2 separate regions of the Homo sapiens genome follow, and region 2 is linked to region 1. The links are chromatin contacts, found by Hi-C in ENCODE. All regions are on one chromosome and are shown on one strand. Each heading gives the region's core, a stretch centred on a gene start or an enhancer-like site at or near the end of the contact. The rest is flanking DNA. Distances are from core to core; before and after follow the strand shown.

The links. A loop is a pair of places that touch in the nucleus more often than their neighbours do. Pooled maps may share reads with other maps.
Region 2: a loop to region 1 is called in a map of GM12878, with 4 times the contacts of the local background. The contact joins the promoter of RAB27A here to the enhancer-like site in region 1. A Hi-C loop is called at or near these places in 1 of 168 maps with a recorded cell type or tissue (GM12878), 3 of 37 single-sample maps with no recorded cell type and 4 of 50 pooled maps.

The regions. Positions count from the first base shown.
Region 1 is chr15:54,516,131-54,522,297 of GRCh38, forward strand. All of the region lies in intron 24 of UNC13C (unc-13 homolog C), which reads left to right. Among named protein-coding and RNA genes, the nearest start is that of UNC13C, 540 kb to the left of the region's middle. Within about 2 kb of position 2,586, at least 2 of the 41 ENCODE cell types and tissues checked have a DNase peak (open chromatin) inside an H3K27ac peak, as active enhancers do; they include GM12878, where a contact is called at or near this core.
Region 2 is chr15:55,286,037-55,292,203 of GRCh38, forward strand. It overlaps RAB27A (RAB27A, member RAS oncogene family), which reads right to left and starts at 3,777. Exons shown (of 7, transcript NM_183235.3): 1 at 3,680-3,777. RefSeq lists a silencer at 3,465-3,994 and an enhancer at 4,095-4,244.

The DNA.
Region 1 (6,167 bases), core at 1,336-3,835:
TTGTAATACCTATTAGCCACATGGACTAAGTCATTAGCTAAGCAACCCTAGACCAGGAAGGAAAAACATTAATCTTCATCATTTTTCACTTGCCACTAGCCTCTCAACTTTAAACGTGCTGAGGCAACAGGAGATGAAAGATCAGAGCTTCAAAGGAAATAATACTCCATGCCAGTAGTTCTTCTTGAACTTCAGCACGCATCAGAACTACCTGATGAGTTTATGAAAAACACACATCACTGAACTCTACCCCCAGTGTATTTGATTCAGTACGTTTGGGGCAGGGCCAGGTGATTTGCATTTCTAACGAATCTCTGGGTGACGCTGATGCTACTGGTCTGGGGACCATGCATTGAGAATTACTGCTATATGCTTTCTGAAAAAGAATCAGGCCAGGTGTGGTAGCTCGTTCCTGTAATCCCAGCACTTTGGGAGGCCAAAGTGGGTGGATCACCTGAGGTCAAGAGTTCGAGATCAGCCTAACATGGCAAAATCCTGTTTCTACTAAAAATACCAAAAATTAGCCAGGCATGGTGGTGGGCGCCTGTAATCCCAGCTACTCAGGAGGCTGAAGCGGGAGAATCACTTGAACCCTAGAGGCGGAGGTTGCAGTGAGCAGAGATCGCACCACGGCACTCCAGCCTGGAAAACGGAGTGAGATGCTGTCTCAAAAAAAAAAAAAGTATCAGATAATTAGAAAATAACACAGAATACCCGTTTTTCTTATTTGTACACCAGTCCTGACCAGCCTACTTTCTGTGTTTTGAATCTTAAGAACACCTGAGATTCAAGGTGTTTGTATGGAAATTGGAACAGCATGCAAGAGTGCAGGCAAGTATTTGTATTAAAGAATAGGATAGTCCCAAAATAAAGGTAGTCGATTTGCAATCATATACAAAATTCTTGCAGTTTTTTAAGATTCTGGCCTTTATGCTTGAATTTTATATGTAATCTTATAAAAAATGGTGTTATAGTTAACAGAGGCCAAATTTTACATTCAGGTTTCTAATCTGTCTCACCTTTTCTTCTTAATATAGAAATATAAGTTACTAGTTAATAAATTAATAAGAATTAATCTACTGTTCTCATATTTTCAGGAATTACAAAATATAGAATAAATTATAAAGTATATATTAGATAGTAAAATAGACAATTTCAAATTGTCACATTATATCTTTCAGTTCTAAAACTGTTTTCTAAACCAATTTGAAAAGTTCTTCGTATTTAGTTAGAATATCCATTGTTGCCTACTTACATGTAGTTTATCTGCAGGTGGGCAGAAATTGGGGTACAAAATAAAAACATTTTTTAATGCCTGGGGTCTCAAGGAGCTTACAAGGTGTAAGGAACTTGGTAAAACATAATTAGACTAGAGATGCCTTTTAGCACTTACTGAAGGATATTCAGAAGCCAGCTGTTCCACGTCTTTCTCCACCACTGTAAGCACCTCTTCCTCTTGGGGCTGACTGCTGTATGAAAAAAAGGTCTGAGCACACTGAATATGATGACAGAATTTACTCCTTCGCTAATTCATTCAACAAATATTTATTTGCTGAGCACTTGTTATGAGCTGTAAATTTTACTAGGAACTGGAGATACATTAATTACTAAGATGCAGACCCCACCCTCAAAGAACTTAGAAGTTTTTAGGGGAATCAGAGCAATTAAAGAGATAAGGTTTGTGAGAGAAAAACAACAAGGACACTCCTAAATGTGAAGATATCCTTCAGATGAAAGTTTTAATTGTTATAACTTATCCTGCAACAATTCAGAAATAAACTCAAACCTCACCTCTTGTTGTATAAATAGAGGTAAAAAGGGAAATGTAATTTGGCTGACGTCAGTAAAAGCAACCAGTTATAGCTTCATAGCCCCAGATAATAAGGAGAATTGAATATTTGAAGTGCTGGCCTTTTATTGTGGCAACATGCACAGACTGCCTGGTTTCTTTCTCCTCCTAATCATCTCTGCAATTAGATTTAATAAATTGAACTTAATGGAAAATTAAGAGAATAATAAGGGCCAATAAAGCAAATTATATTAAAGTGATTTAATAAATATGTTTAATAATTTAGCACTACTACCACATAAAGTTTAGCTAACTGCTAAGCTTGTGAAATTAAGAAAAGGTGCTGCTGAGGAGGTTGAAAGGTTTTTTGGTTGGCGAGCCATGTCAAAATGAAATACAGACCCAGGCAGGTGACGCTTGTTAACCTCATTTCCCAGAGCATTTAAGAGAGCTCACAGGGTTACTCATATACTGCCAAGTCTCTTTTTAAACTCACCTCTCTCTGAACCTTAAGAAAACTTAAGGAGAAAGGACACATGCCCCAGCAAGGAAGGAGAGGGAGACGGCTTCACTTTAACTGCCATCTTCTATAATAAATCTATTTCATTATCTTGTTGTGATCACCTTCAGTTGCTCATGCCTGCTTTAACAAACCATAAACCAATGCCATTACTGGTAAAATTTAACTTCTTTAACCCAGTCAGTTCTCTTGTTTGCCCTACTAAGCAGAATAGTCCTCAGACACCCTGAGATAATGGCTCACAGAGAACACTCTGTCCCCAGCACTTGATGGTCAACAGGTCCTGAATTCAGTTGACTGGGTGGACTATATTCACATCGCTGAGCAGTGGTTTATAACACATGCAGGAATGTGAAGAAACAGCCAAATGGGTCAGACAGAGTAGGTCAGGGGAAAAGGGCAGAACAAAATTCTGAACATAAAGTGTCTCGTTGATTCTATTCCTAACTTATCCCTACCCAGTCCATTTTCACAATTAGCCAATAGATGCAACATGTAAGCCCTAAATTCCTTTCCCATTGTTATAAAACGGGGATTCCTGTTTTTTTAATGAACATTCTCAGAAGAGAATTTCTTCAGAGGAAATAGCTTCTAAGAATGCAGCTCTTCAGTCCCCATGTGGCTCCAAAAGCATAACACATTATCTGTGCTTTGGTTTTACCCATTTGGAAACAACGAGGAAGTTGAACTATGTGATTTCAGAAATTCTTTTTTTTTCTAAATTTCTGTCATTATAAGGACAATCCGCATGTTAGCAATCCATGAAGTAGAGGAATAGTGTATGTGTTGCAGGTGAGAAGGGAAAAAATGTATAAGAGAAAAGAATGTCACATCACTCATATAAAGCCTGAAGGTGTAATTTAAAGAAAAACAGTTCATAGAAACAGAAAAAGCCAAAATTCCTTATATTCACTAACTCAAAACTATATTGAGTGAATTATAAAAGGTAAGGCAATCTTTTTTTTTCCTTCAGTTGTCTAGACTGAAGAACCTCATTTAACATATCTCAAAGGCATTTTGTTGATTTGAAGCACAGTGACAGTTGGATTTACTGCATACTCTCTTTAATTAGGATGGGAGACAGCTATTGATGTTCAACTTTTTGAAACCCAGAAGTTAGAAACATGAATTTATACAACTGATACCTCTAGCATAACATTCATGCAAATCTGAATAGGATAAAGAAAATGCCATAGTCTGTCTGAAAATTGTCGTGTAAGTTCTTGGAGTTTCTCCTTAAGAGGCATTTTAAAACGAAACAAAAAACAGGGTAGTATGGTTAGAGCTGGGCACATTTGTTTCCGGTAGAGAGGACCGTGTATTCTTTTACTTCTGACAACAAACCACAGTATTCATGCTGACACCACAGGCTTATGAAGTGATTTAGGGCATTTCCAGGAAAGTACCCTACTTCTAGATTCACTAGGGAATTTTTGCTGAATTCTCAGTCATATATTTTAAGTTGAAGTAGACCCTATAAGATGAAAAGATTCCGGTCAAGTGGAAGATTTGAAGGAAAATGATGTTTTAAAAAGAAAACATAAAAAAAGCAAGAGCCCAGATAAGATTGTGAGAAGTTGCTTGAAGCAATTCCCTGGTGGAAAGCCAGCTTGAAGGATGATACGCCAGTGTCATGATCATATTTGGGTTTATTACACCAGTTAGGAGGATGAAGGGGGGAAACAGGAAATAGGAACACAATGTGTAGATGATTACAGTAGGCTAGAGGAGAAAAATTCAGAATCTGGAAGTGAAGAGGAAAAGGCAGGTGGATAAAACATTTCAGAGATATCACCAATCATATTTGGTATGGAAGTAAATATGGAGGGAAGAAAACAGAAGTCAAAGATGACTTTCACATTTCTGCCTTAAACAATTGTAGGCCATTAACCAAATCAGAGGAAATAAGAAGATAAATAAATTAAGAATAGTAATAAGTTGTGCTTTGATATGCTACAGCTGAAGCATGTATGAGCCATCAAAGTGGAAGTTTACTAGGTACTTGGAAATATAGACATGATTCTCAGGCATGCTGTTAAGAATGTTGATAATAGATTTGGGGCCCTTAGCATATGGGTGATAATTGAAGCCATGGGCATGAATTTAATTGCTCAAGGGGAGTACAGAGTAAAAAGAAAAGAAGACTGAAAAAGGAGAATTGAAGGACACTAATATTTCAGGGATATACAGAGGAGGAAAGTTAACAGAAGACAGACAAATCACAGGCAGTTAGAGAAGCAGGGAAGGACCTTGGGAAACAGAGCAAACAACAGTATGAATGAAGGCTAAGATAAATAAGGTCCTTGAAATTAAGAAATCATTGGTGACCATATGGAAACACGTCAGTGGCATATCTGTAACAGAAGCAAGCCACATTGCAGAGAACTAATGAATGTTTAGGAGAAAAGGATGTGGAGTCAACAAGTCTGACACTGTTGTAAGCAGTCTGAAGATCAAAAGAAGGAAGGATATTGGCTAGATGTCAATGAGAATGTAGTTCCAAATAAGTTTGGCTTCTCTTTCATTGTCTGTTGTTTATTTTAACATAAATGTTACTTGAGCATATTTATAGGATGGGGTAATAAAATTAATGGTAGAGGGAATGAAAAGGGAAAGAGATAATTGATGGAACAAAATCCGAAAGAAGGAACCAAGAGTGCAAGTTAAACAGCATTTTTCTTGGAAATAAGGCTTTTTCATGGAACTAGAGGTGAAATTTTTATTTATTAATGTTTTAATGCAAAAATATTGGAGAGTATGAAACCTACCAGAATAATGATTAAATTTTGGCCCCTGGTGAGATGGCCAGGAAGTTACCTTCCTTCCTGATTTGCACTTCTTTACAGAAAATAACCGATAACACTGATGAGCTGAACACAGGAAAGATAGCTTTGTAGCTCGTAGGAAATGAAGGAAATGAGATAGTAATAAAGACTGTGAAGAAGAAATAAAATTCACACTAAAGATCTTTAATTTCTTCCATGCAAAGTCTATTTTTCAAGAGTTTATATTGAGCTATCTGAAGAGTTTAAATGACTTTTAAATGACTTTGCAACTCATTGCTTGTAACTCTAGCAAGAGCTTGAGGGTCAGTTTAACAATTGCTGCTGTAAGAGAATATATAACATGTATTTTCTTTAGACCTCTAGGGAAATAATCTTTTCTGGAAAACAAACAAACATGCAGTGTGGGTATGGTAACCATTCTTCTGAACCAAACAAATAGCAGGGAAACACCTGACATGGTCTGGCAATGAGATAGATATTTGAAATCAGGATTAACTTGATAACTCTGGAATATATGGTTTCTAAGGAATGAAAGATTTCAAGGGCAAAATATCCTATTCATAGTTAATGCAAGGTATCAGTCCAAGGAGATGAAGATGATATAGGACTGCTTCTGTGAGGGAATTTTTATGCTTCTGTCTATCCTCACTTCCTTCCTCAACATGTGGTGAATGCCCATGCATGCAGGACACTGGAACAGATACCCAGGATAGAAAAGTATGAACAAGTTCTATGGAAGAGGTAGATTTATAAGAGAGCATTTAGAGAGAACACTGCATACACAGTTATAGTAAAGAGCATAGTCAGTGTAGAGGCTAGATCTACTAACTGCCTAGGGCTAGCTACACTTGAGCGAAAATTTGCAAAAGGAGATAAGTGAATTATCTTTTAAAGAAAAAGGAAAAGTAAGCCTTAAGGAAAATAACTTAAGATGAAGGAAAATAACTTAAAAGATGTCTTTCTGGCCAGGCGCGGTGGCTCACGCCTGTAATCCCAGCACTTTGGGAGGCCAAGGCAGGTGGATCACCTGAGGTCAGGAGTTCAAGACCAGCCTGGTCAACATGGTGAAACC
Region 2 (6,167 bases), core at 2,527-5,026, 770 kb after region 1:
TGGTGTATCTATAGACATTGCTTCTCTTAGAAAAAAATGGATGGAATAGTGGGAAAGAAATAGCAGAACACTCTACAGACATACCATCCTGGATGTGCCCGATCTCCTCTGATCTTGGAAGCCAAGCAGGGTTGGGCCTGGTTAGTACTTGGATGGGAGAAATGGCAGAATGATCCCTATTGCTCTGTCTTCTGTTCCCTTTTTCATTAGTTCAACACATATCTCTTTGAGTGCTTAATATATGTCAGAAACCATTCTATGTGCTATGGACATCACAGTGAACAAGGCAGATTACTGGCCATCCTGGAGCTTGTCTTCTACCAGTGAAAGACAAATGTTGTGTGTGTGTGCTGGTCTGTGTATGACAGTTCTATAAATACTCGAAAGAAAACAAGGCAAGGTAAGGGGGCAGAAAATGATGGGATAGGTGAGGGATACTATTCTAGATGGAGTGGTCTAAGAAGGCCTCTCCAGAAAAATGACTTTTCACCTGAATGAAATAAATAAGAAAGCCATGCAGACATCTGAGGGGAAGAGCATTCCAGGCAGAGGAAACAAGTGCAAAGGTCCTGAGGTATGGCTGGAGCAGAGTCAGCAAAGGCAAGAGTGATAGCAGATGAAGCCGCACTCCATGCAAGGGTTGTATAGACCATGGTGAGGACTCTGTCACTTCTGAGATAAAAAGCCACTGGAGAGTTTCAAGCAGAGTGACATAATAGACTCTGGCTGCTGTGTTAAGAATAGAGTGTGGAGCAGTAAGGGTGGAAGCAGGGAAGCCCTTCAGAAGGCTTTTGCAGTAATCCAGGTGACAGAGATGATAGAACTTGGTGGAAGCAGCAGAAGTGGTGAGAAATGGTTATCATCCTAGATGTATTCTTTTTTTTTTTTTTTTTTTTTTTTTGAGACGGACTCACACTCTGTCGCCCAGGCTGGAGTGCAATGGCACGATCTTAGCTCACTGCAACCTCCGCCTCCTGGGTTCAAGCGATTCTCCTGCCTCAGCCTCCTGAGTAGCTGTGATTACAGGCACCCACCACCACGCCCCGCTAATTTTTGTATTTTTAGTAGATACAGGGCTTCACCATGTTGGCCAGCCTGGTCTTGAACTCCTGACCTCACGTGATCCACCTGTCTCGGCCTCCCAAAGTGCTGCGATTACAGGCGTGAGCCACCGCACCCGGCCTGCTGAGGAATTTAATGTGGGGTATAAGAGAAAGAATCAAGAGTGATTTCAGGGTGTTTGGTGTGAGCATCTGGAAGAGTGAAGTTGCCATTCACTAAGATGGAGAAGACTAGGGGAAAAGCAGCTTTGGGAGAGAAAACTCAAAAATCTGGCTCCTAGAGATTGTTGCTCACTTTAAAACCCTTACATCTATTTTAGAACCAAAACAATAGAAATTGAGAAGCTGACTTTAAATTTCATGTGGAAGGCCAGGCATGGTGGCTCATGCCTATGATCACAGCACTTTGGGAGGCTGAGGCAGACAGATCACCTGAGATCGGGAGTCCGAGACCAGCCTGACCAACATGGAGAAACCCTGTCTCTACTAAAAATATAAAATTAGCCAGGCATGGTGGCACATGCCCGTAATCCCAGCTACTCAGGAGGATGAGGCAGGAGAATCACTTGAACCAGGGAGGCGGAGGTTGCAGTGAGCTGAGATCGTGCCATTGCACTCCAGCCTGGTAAATAAGAGCAAAACTCCATCTCGAAAAAAAAAAAAAATTCATATGGAAATTCAAGGGACTGGATAGTCAAAACAATCTTGAAAAAGAACAAGGTTGGAGGACTCACATATCCTGATTTCAAAACACTATGTAGCTACAATAATCAAGGTAGTATGATACTAGCCTGAGGACAGACATACAGATCAATGGAATAGAACTGACAGTCCAGAAATAAACCTTTACATTCATGGTCAATTTATCTCAACAGAGGTGCCAAAACTATTCAAAGAGGAACAGTCTTTTAAACAAATGGTGCTGAAAGAACTGGATATCCACATGCAAAAAGTTGAAGTCAGACCCCCTGCCTCACACCATATTTAAAAATTAACTTAAAATGGGTCAAAGAATGAAATGTAAGAGCTAAAAACTATAAAACTTTTAGAAGAAAACATAAGTATAAATCTTCATGATCTTGAATTTGACAATGTTTTCTTAACTTTGACATCAAAAGCACAAACAACAAAAGGAAAAATAGGCTCGGTGCAGTGGCTCAAGCCTATAATCCCAGCACTTTGGGAGGCTGACGCAGGTTGATCACTTGAGGTCAGGAGTTCAAGACCAGCCTGGCCAACATAGCAAAACCCCGCCTCTACTAAAAATACAAAAATTAGCCAAGCATGGTAGCACACACCTGTAATTCCAGCTACTCTGGAGTCTGAAGCAAAAGAATCACTTCAACCCAGGAAGCGGAGGTTGCTGTGAGCCAAGATCATGCCACCGCATTCCTACCTGGGCGACAGAGTGAGACTCTGTCTCAAAAGAAAAAAAAGGAAAAATAGATTAAATATACTTCAACGAAATTAAAAATCAAGGCACGTCACAGAAATTAAGGAAGGAAGAAAAAAGGGAGGGAGGGAGGAAGAGAGAATGGTAGAAAGGAAGGAAGAAAAAAGTAGGAATGAAAACATAAAACAACATAAACCAACATAAAATACAGAAAATAATGATCCTCAGTCAAGTTCCTTCAGCATTATATTAACCTTTCTTCACTTCTAACCATCTGCAGAAACTGTTTTCCAGATTGTATTTTCCCTCTAAAGCAAGTTTTTAAGGCCGAAAAAAAAAAAAGAACAAGAACAGTGAGTGGAGAATCAACAAATTTAATTAGCAATGATTACAGAAAACTTAAATAGCACACACAACTCTATAATCCCTCTACCCCCAATTCCAACATCTGACTGATCAACCAACCATAAAATGTGAGAATCCATCCAGAAGGAAAGAACAGCTGTTAAGCTGTAGGGGTAAGGACCCTGTGGCAGAAGACCCTGAGGCCATGTGGGCCCAGGTGGCCAGCAGGAGCGGAAAGGCTGGGAAGGCTCCTCAGTCCAGGGCTCACAAGACTCCCTTCGCTTCAGGCCTGACTTTGCTGAACTGGTGATCTATTGGGACAGAGACAGGCTTTGGCAATAGTTACCAAAGCCTGTCATCATATCTGCACCACCACCAGTCCCGACCGGAGGGCCTGGCTGCCAGGTAGTTTTCAGTCTAACTGACAGGAGAAGAGAGAGCCCCTCCCTCGCAGCTAGTCTGCAGTCCAGACCCTCACCAACCGGAGGGCAACCAGGTTAAACAGTTAAACTGAAAGCAAAAGAGGGAGGAATGAACCGGGGGGCGTGCGGGAGGTCGGGGACTTTCCTCCTTTCCCTCCTGGAAAGTTTCCTACCCCTGATGGGCATCCTCCCACCTGGATGCAACCCGGAGGCGATCTGAGACCCTGGCCGGACCTGGGACCGCACCTGGCCAGCACCAGGCAGTTGTCATCACTGGGGTCTGCGCTGAGGGCCTGGGAGAGAAGCCACTCTTCAGGCGGGCTCGGGCGCCTGGAGGCGGGGAGGAAGGGCGGCGCACTCGGACCCCAGCCCTAGGACGGCCCCAGGGGGACGCCTCGCTCGGCCCTCCCGGAGGGACCGGACCCGCCGCGCGCCTCCCGCTCCTCAGGCCCCCTCACCTGGCTCGCCCCGCCGTCCTGTCCCCGCCTGGCTCGGGTCCTCGCGCGCCGCGTCCACCCGCCGCCGGCCTTTTTTGGGTCGTTGGCGGGTATTTTCCGCCTGGCCCCACATCACTTCCCGTAAAGGAGAGCGAGGTGGGGCGGGACCTTCTCTCCTCCACCTCCCGCCTTCTCCTGTCACCTCGGGAGCGGCCCCCGCCCGGCTGGCGGGGGGCGGGGTGCTGTCGCGCTCTCCCCGGCGGCCGCGCCTCCGAGGGGTCCTCTGTGAGCCCCGAAAAGGCCCCGCTCGCCTCCTTTGTCCCAACACTAGTTTCCGCTGCCCCATTCTGGAAGGCGCTACAAAATATAGGAGTGTTTTCGTTTTGGGACACAGGAGGGACATTTACAAACTGCACCAAGGACCGGTGCGCGGCGAGGTGTCGTTTGGGGACTCTCCCCTATTCACCTCCCCAAAAAGCCATGTTCTAAGGGTGTTTTCCACGGCATCAGTTCGCGGTCGCCACCGTAGCAGCCGGAGGTGCCGGGCGTACTCACGCCGGCCCCGCCCGAGGTTCCCGAGTCCGCGCGGCTCCTGAGGCGGCGTCCCAGGCCCGGCCCTGCCCCCGGCTTCCCGCCCCTGCGGCTCCTGGCTTAGGTCGGCCTGGACACGGCGTTTCCGGGGCAAGGGAATGCCCAGGATTCCTGGAAATAACATGGGAGAAAAATAAGTAAAAAATTTCGCAGGAAAAAAATCAATGTAATTCCGGGAGGAAATGGCAAACGGAGTCTCTGCTCACACTGTGTAATTCAAGAATATAAAACCACTGTAAATTTCTAAGAGTGTTAGAGCAATGAGTTTAAAAAGAAGAAAACTACAGTATGTTAAGGAACCGCCTCTGTCGGAAGAAACCTGCGCGCCTTTGCTGCCACCCAGCGGCTCTCTTCTCCCAGCGCCAACGGTGTCGCTCCGGCCTGCGGGGTAGTGAACCTGGGACTGCGTAGGGGGTCAGACCTCGTGGTTCCCACTCAGAGGCAGCCAAGTTCATCCCTCTCAGTGGCCAGGAGGTGTGAACAGCAGCCCTTGGGCCTGTCCCTATGGAGTCTAAGGCAAAGGCCCTTTGAACCAAATGTTTCCACTTCTAAGCAGAGTAAAATGTTGAGAAGCCTTAGTTCAGCTTCCCTTCTGCCTTCTAAGCCGTCTCGCTGACTTGTGTCTACCTCCACCGCAAATTCCAGCTGTCGCAGGCCCACCCGGTCAACTCCATCACCTTTCCAGTCTGTAGCTACTCACAGTTGGCATTACAGCAGTTAGCTTCTCAGGTGGGTCCAATTTACAAAATCACATATAGGATGAACCATATGAAATTACAAACAGTTGGCAATTTCATACATTTGATATAACATTTCCAGGCAAACATAACACAGTAAACTCGGGTTTAGAGATAACAAATGTCCTAACAGGTTGATAACTTCAAGAGCTCTTCCCGTGTGAGAGAAGGGCCATCAGACTGTTGGTGAGGTTAAGAGAGAAAAAGGCCGGGTTAGGTGGCTCACGCCTGTAATCCCAGCACTTTGGGAGCCCGAGGCCGGCAGATCACGAAGTCAGGAGATCGAGACCATCCTGGCTAACACGGTGAAACCCCGTCTCTACTAAAAATACAAAAAATTAGCAGGGCGTCGTGGCACGCGCCTGTAGTCTCAGCTACTTAGGAGGCTGAGGGCAGGAGAATCGCTTGAACCCGAGAGGTGGAGGTTGCAATGAGCCGAGATGGCGCCACTGCACTCCAGCCTGGGCGACCGAGCGAGACTCTGTTTCAAAAAAAAAAAAAAAAAAAAAAAAAAAAAAAAAGGGAAAAGGTAGCCTCATGTTCATGTCCAGAGGAATAGTCCTGGGAATCACTGATCAGCTAAAATCTGGGAAACCAATAATGTAGTAATTGCTAATGGCTGATATGGCACAGGGAAAGCCTGCCTTCAGCTTTCCCCACTCCTGTGGCCAGGCAAGGCTCTCACCAGGAGTATACCAGACAGGAGATCAGAAAACCTAGGATGGTGCTATGGCCCATTCATCACCCATTCATTCACTCATTCATCAAGTCAGGCACCCTATTAGTAAACAAGGTAAACTGGTCCCTGACGTCAGGACTTACTTGAGAGACCATCGAATAAGTAGGCAACTCCAGTAGTGAGATAAGAGCCTCAATAAAGGAAGTTAAAGAGTGTTATTGGAGCACAGATAAATGACACCAAATCAAGAGAAAGTTAAGGATAAACTTAGAATGAATGAGGGCAAGGGGCAAGGGAGAAGAGAATTCCAGGAAAATGGAGCAGAGGGAAGGCCTGGAAGCAAAAGATAGCATTCAACACTGGAGCAACAGGAAGAGGTTCAGAAAAGCTGAAAGACTGAAAGCAATCAGAAAAGAAAATGGAGAAATAACAGAGGCTGTGCGGTGAATAACCCTGCAATGATGATCATGATCATAACTAACATTTCTTGATCATTTACTAT